Linked DNA regions of Homo sapiens: region 1 is linked to region 2. Evidence: chromatin contacts called from ENCODE Hi-C or POLR2A ChIA-PET data. All regions are on one chromosome and are shown on one strand. The core of a region is the stretch at or near the end of the contact, and the rest is flanking DNA. Distances in the headings are between cores, read along the strand shown.

Region 1 (2,855 bases), core at 21-2,520, 60 kb after region 2:
TCAGACAGGCCCTTCTGGTTGTTCTGAATTGGAGAGAGAGCAGACACTTCAGTTGGATTTGGAATCATCCACTTTTTTTTGCAGGTATTTCGAAAAAAGCCTGGTTTTGGTACAGCTCTTCCAGAACCCACGGGAAGAACCTGTTCATCAGCTCATCCATCCGTCTGCTGAGTAAATGCTTATTGAGCATCTACTGAATGCCAGCACTGTTCTTTGTTCTTGGAATACATCAGTAAACAAAATAAGGAAAACAAAACCAAACCTCCTGACCTCAAGGAGCTTTTATTTTAGGAATGATGTCTTTTAGTCATTTAATAGTTGCTGTTTTTATTAACTCTTAACTGTACCCATAAACTGGATACTTTCAACTTAAAAAAAAAAAAGAGAAACTAATTATGTGCCCTAAGGATCACCAGGCCTTAGGTTCTACCTTTATTTTTCTTCTACTGTTAAATAGCAACCTCATTCCTCAGGCTGCTGATGGAATTGGTAACTGAGTAATCAGGCCACTGTGCTCGGGGACATAAAACCTGTGGCTGCTGCCATTGCAGAGTCCCGTCATGGATCAGAGTTCGTCCCTGGGAAACAACTTGTGCCGACGGAAGGAGTTCTTCCTTTGCTCCCCTCATACCTCCCTTCCTTGCAGATGGGATCCTTGCAAGGGCAGAGCAGCTCTTAGAGTTGTCAGGCCCTTTTCTTTCATTCTGCTTATTTTCCCATAGGCGAGTACTGCTCAGAACCCAGGCTGTGAGTTTTTTGATGTGGAAAGCTATTTACTAAGCATGTCTTGACGCAGAGGATGGAGGGAAAGAAAGCCTCCAAGAGAGTGGTGATTCTACAACCATCATCAAATTTTGGTTGAAAACTCAAAGCTGCTGATATGTATTAGTAAGCAGATAACAGTAACATCCTGTATTTGCATGGCCCTGTATCAGTCAATAGCATTCAGATTTGTGTGGTGGTGTATAGCTTTCCTTATTTCATATCAGGTGTTTTCATTTGATCCCAAGTGGTATGTCCTGAGACAGAAGAAATAGCCCCATTTTACAGAAGAAGAAACCCAAAATTGCAAGGAATTTGCCTAAGGTCATTAGAAAGTGTCTAAAATAAGACTTTGACCCGGACTCTCTGATTTCAAGCCCAGCGATTCTTCTAACAGGCCATATTCTTTCACTTTTATTATCTTGACTTACGCAACAAAGGAGATAAGCCAGGTACATGTCATTAATCTTCCTATGTATGACAACTGAGGCTCCAGGAGGTTAAGTGCCTTGCCTAAGATTACTTGGGTGGTGGTAGAACTGGTTTTCAAAACCAGATCATCTGAATGGAATCTAAGTCTTTCTTCTGTATCACCTTGTTAATGTGTCAGGAACTACCACCCCACCTTCCAAAACACATACACACTCTCACTTTTAATGCGGACCCATCTTAGAATAAACTAGTTAAGGACTGACTGCTGAACATGGTCCAGAAACTTACTGTCAAATTTTGCTTTTGAGATGTGCTTGTGTTGTGTGAAGTCTTTTTTTTTTTTTTTCAGTATTGATGAGGGATCACTTTAAGATTTATTGGATTTTGTTTGTTTTGTTTTGTTTTGTTTTGTTTTTGAGACAGGATTTCACTCTTATCACCCAGGCTGGAGTGGAGTGGCGTGATCATAGTTCACTTCAGCCTCTAACTCCTGGGCACCAGCAATCCTCCTGAGTAGCTGGGAATATAGGCATGTGCCAACACACCAGGCTAATTTTATGTATTTTTTAGATTTTCATAGAGATGAAGGGGTCTCAGTATGTTGCTCAGGCTGGTCTTGAACTCCTAGCCTCAAATGATCCTCCTGCATTGGCCTTCCCAAATACTGGGATTACAAGCATGAGCCACTGCGCCCAGCCTGTAATTATTCTAAAGATTTCTTTCCTGTTTATGTACAGAATATCTAACAGCTATGCTTACCTTTAAAGCAGCCTTATGAATATCCTTGTGAATTCCTTAAGCTCAAGGGTCTTGTTTGCATTTTGTAGGTATATCTGTAGATAGATCTTACCTATCTCTGGCAGGTAACATTATCATCATGTTTTCCCTGTTTCTGGACACTTTGTGAAAGCATTGTAGAAATAAAAGAAGTCTTTATTCTTTGACCTCTCTTATGCATTATGAATTCTGAAAAACTGAGGGAGATAAAAGGCAATCTATGCTTTACTGCTTTCCCTAAGTTTTGAGAAGCAGGCTTAAAAAAATGCTTTAAAAATTTTAGATGCCATAATACACTGAAAATAGGGATCTCAGGTATTTGAGGCAGACCAGGATTCTTCTTTGACCAGTCCTTTCACTGAAAAGACTGTATTTAGATATTTCTCTGAGTGTTCTAGATTCATAGACCCAAATGACCTCTCTGAGCATCAAGATACATGAAGAAGTTACTTCCTGAGGATAATAAATATGAAAAGAGAATTATCACCCTCTGCTTTCAGAAATCACTTAAAAAGGAAGGGAGTGCTTTTCCCATGAGGTTCCTGAGACAGAGTCCTTATGTCACCTTGTATTGGCAAAAAGATCTGGGGCACTGTGTTTGACGATAGCACTTCTTTGTTCCCCTCCCGATATATTTACAGAATATAATCCTATTTTGCTTGCACTCATTTCCATAATACTGAAAGTAAATAAACCTTATATAACGTTTTATGGTTAAGAACTACTTAGTCTTGTGTGTGGAACTTCAGCAAGAAGCAAAAGAAAATTCACTTATAGATATGTTACCTCACGTAATCCTCACCACAACCTTAGGAATTAGACATAAATTACAAGAACCAATTACTGATTGGGAAAGTAAGTCTCAGAGAGGTTAATGACTTCCT
Region 2 (2,804 bases), core at 254-2,753:
GCACAGTCTATCTTTTTGGCCATAATTAAGAATCATTCACGTCCAGGGTGCACATTTAGCCAATGGAGTTTCTTAACTCCTTTGAGAAAAGGATCAATGGACATACCTGAACAGAAAGGTTTCTGTGGTTCCATAATGTAAGAGTTCCAAGTGCACAGAGGATGATTCCTGAGTCTGCCCATCGAATAGGCATTTGGGTAGATTTTTTTTTTCTACAATTTGACTTCCATCTTCCTTAAGAATGAGAAGTTAGGACCAGAAGAAAAGCTCCCATCTTTCACACTAAATACGTTCTATAAAACCAAGCAACTTTGATTCTTCCTCCCTGTAAATGAACCCTGGTTGCATAGCTTTTGATGTGTCAAGTCAGGTGTCAGACAAGCTAGAGGGTATAGGAAATACTTCCATTTAGGCACCATCTAAGTTTACCCAGCCTCTCTTCTGCATTGACATTGGCTGTAATCCTTGTAAATGCTGAGTATACTCTTCTTTCCGTGTGGGCCCAGGAGGCAAGGCTAGGCTGGAAGTGATCACTAGGTAGGAGAAGGCGTCTTGTTGGAAGGAGCTGGTGTAAAACAGCGGGTTGCCAGGCCTCTGTTCCCAGCGTTGTCTCTTGTGAAGCTGTTCCAAGGAAGCCACATTTCTCTCTGGGCCGCACTGTTGTGAGTGCCTAGGATGCTTCCGGTGGATCTGTGTGAAATGTCAAGTCCACAGAGGTTAGCCTAGAATCTCTGTGCTGAAAGACTAGCAGGATTTTTGGACTCCAAAGTTCTGGATTGATCTTTTTCTATCGTAATGACTAGATGAGTGAGGTTCTCCTGATTGTTTCTGAGGCTGCTTGTTCCCTATGCCCTCAGCCTGTGACCAAGGTATAGCTCACTCGGACTGAGTGCTTCCTTGTTCAGGATGAATTAAGCACTTGATGTGCACATGCTGTTAACTCATCTCCCCCAACTCCTTTGAATTCTCTACCCATCATGTACTTGGCCACTTTCCTGAGCCAAGCACTTCATTATCTTCTTGTCCTGTGAGTCCTAATAGATATATTTAGAAACACTTCTATGAAATATGGAATCCAGGCTTAACCAGCTGTTTGAAATCACAACCCACAACCACTTTGCTGGTGTGTGCTCACACACACACACACACTGACACATGCTTGCTATACATACATACACACAGTTTCCATCTTTTTTTTTTTTTTTTTTTTGAGACAGAGTCTTGCTCTTTCGCCCAGGCTGGAGTGCACTTGGCTCACTGCAACCTCTGCCTCCCAGGTTCAAGCAATTCTCCTGCCTCAGCCTCCCAAGTAGCTGGGACTACAGGCACGTGCCACTACACCCGGCTAATTTTTGTATTTTTAGTAGAGACTGAGTTTTGCCGTGTTGGCCAGGCTGATCTTGAACTCCTGACCTCGTGATCCACCTGCCTCGGCCTCCCAAAGTGCTAGGATTACAGGCATGAGCCAACACGCCTGGCCAGTTGCCATCTTTTTTATGTGCTTTCCTTCCTTCTCTCTTCTCTAGATGTAGCATGTCTATAATCTCTGGAGGTAAGCCCCGCCTCGTTACACACAAGAGGATCATGACTAATGCGGTGTATATAGATAGATAGAGATATCTACCAGCATGTTAATAAAGGGCCTGATAGGGAATCGAAGAACGTCACCCCCAGGTAATTGCCCACAGTCTTCTGTAGCCACTGCTGGAGAGGGCGTGGTGTGGGAATGGGGGAGATGGGCACACCCGTGTGCACCATGTGTTAGGTGGCAGGAAAGAAGGAGATTTCTGAATTTTATTTTTTTCTTGTCTAGGAAATTTTTAAAGCTTCTTCTGCTTAGAGCCTTGCCAGGGTCTAATTCCCACACAGGTGGGAGTGGGTGCATTAGGTTTCACCTTTTTACGCCCAAGCAGCCATCTCACTGCCAAAGTCGTGCTTACTGATGCACTCCTTTGACTGTGTTTCTCTGCCTTTTCCTCGTGCCTTGCATCTCCTCTCTGTGCTTGCCTTTGTCTCTCTGTGTCTCTGTCTATGCCTTTGTGGCTAGCATCTTGGTGCTTGGATATTCCCCACTTCTCTGTGCTTCTTGGTTCCTGCAGAGCCTGCCTTGTGCCTTTCATTACCACGTTAACAAACTCGAGTCGTGCCTAACGACGTCGCCTCATACGTTATGCTAATGATCAAGAGACATGTTAATGATATTTTAGAAGCCTAATTAGTGGAATATATAACTATATGCAATTTGGTAATGGACTGTGACAACAAGTTGTGAAAAGGGGGCTTGACAAATCCAGTTGCATGTGGCCTCAGACAAACAGGAGCTGAGAATGGATGAGTGGAAATCAGACAGGGAGATAGAAGGAGGAAGTGTGTATTGGGGGTGTGAATGCCTGTGTGTACACTTAACGTGAGGGTCAATCTTTCTTATAGGTAGCATTGCTGTCTTGTCATCATTCCACTGTCCTAAAACCACAGGGCTAACTGTATCTGAAGAATTATTTACTGATGTTTTTTAAGCAATTGCTACTGTTGCCATTGATCATACTGGTATATCTTTGTTAGAAATGTTATTTTGATTATGTTATTCTTCACAACATCCTTACTTGCAATTTGTAATGGGAGAGGTACACATAGAAGATAGGTTCTTGTGCCAAAAAGAAGTTTTATTGTGTTATAAACCAACAATCAAGACCATGTAAGCTCAGAAATAATCTGTATTGTGTCTATCAACATTTTGATAGTATTGGTAGGAGTAAAACAAGGAGTGGTATGTGTAAAATCATTCAGCTGTTTGAATGTCATTT

The links. A loop is a pair of places that touch in the nucleus more often than their neighbours do. ChIA-PET counts read pairs that join two places held with the same protein, here RNA polymerase II (POLR2A). Pooled maps may share reads with other maps.
Region 1: a loop to region 2 is called in a pooled map, with 3 times the contacts of the local background. The contact joins two enhancer-like sites. A Hi-C loop is called at or near these places in 1 of 168 maps with a recorded cell type or tissue (PC-9) and 1 of 50 pooled maps. POLR2A ChIA-PET finds 5 or more read pairs at or near these places in 3 of 52 experiments (BJ, H1 and PC-9).

Annotation. Positions count from the first base shown.
Region 1 is chr1:164,682,226-164,685,080 of GRCh38, forward strand. All of the region lies in intron 2 of PBX1 (PBX homeobox 1), which reads left to right. Among named protein-coding and RNA genes, the nearest start is that of PBX1-AS1, 91 kb to the right of the region's middle. Within about 2 kb of position 1,271, at least 3 of the 41 ENCODE cell types and tissues checked have a DNase peak (open chromatin) inside an H3K27ac peak, as active enhancers do.
Region 2 is chr1:164,621,633-164,624,436 of GRCh38, forward strand. All of the region lies in intron 2 of PBX1 (PBX homeobox 1), which reads left to right. Among named protein-coding and RNA genes, the nearest start is that of PBX1, 64 kb to the left of the region's middle. Within about 2 kb of position 1,504, at least 4 of the 41 ENCODE cell types and tissues checked have a DNase peak (open chromatin) inside an H3K27ac peak, as active enhancers do.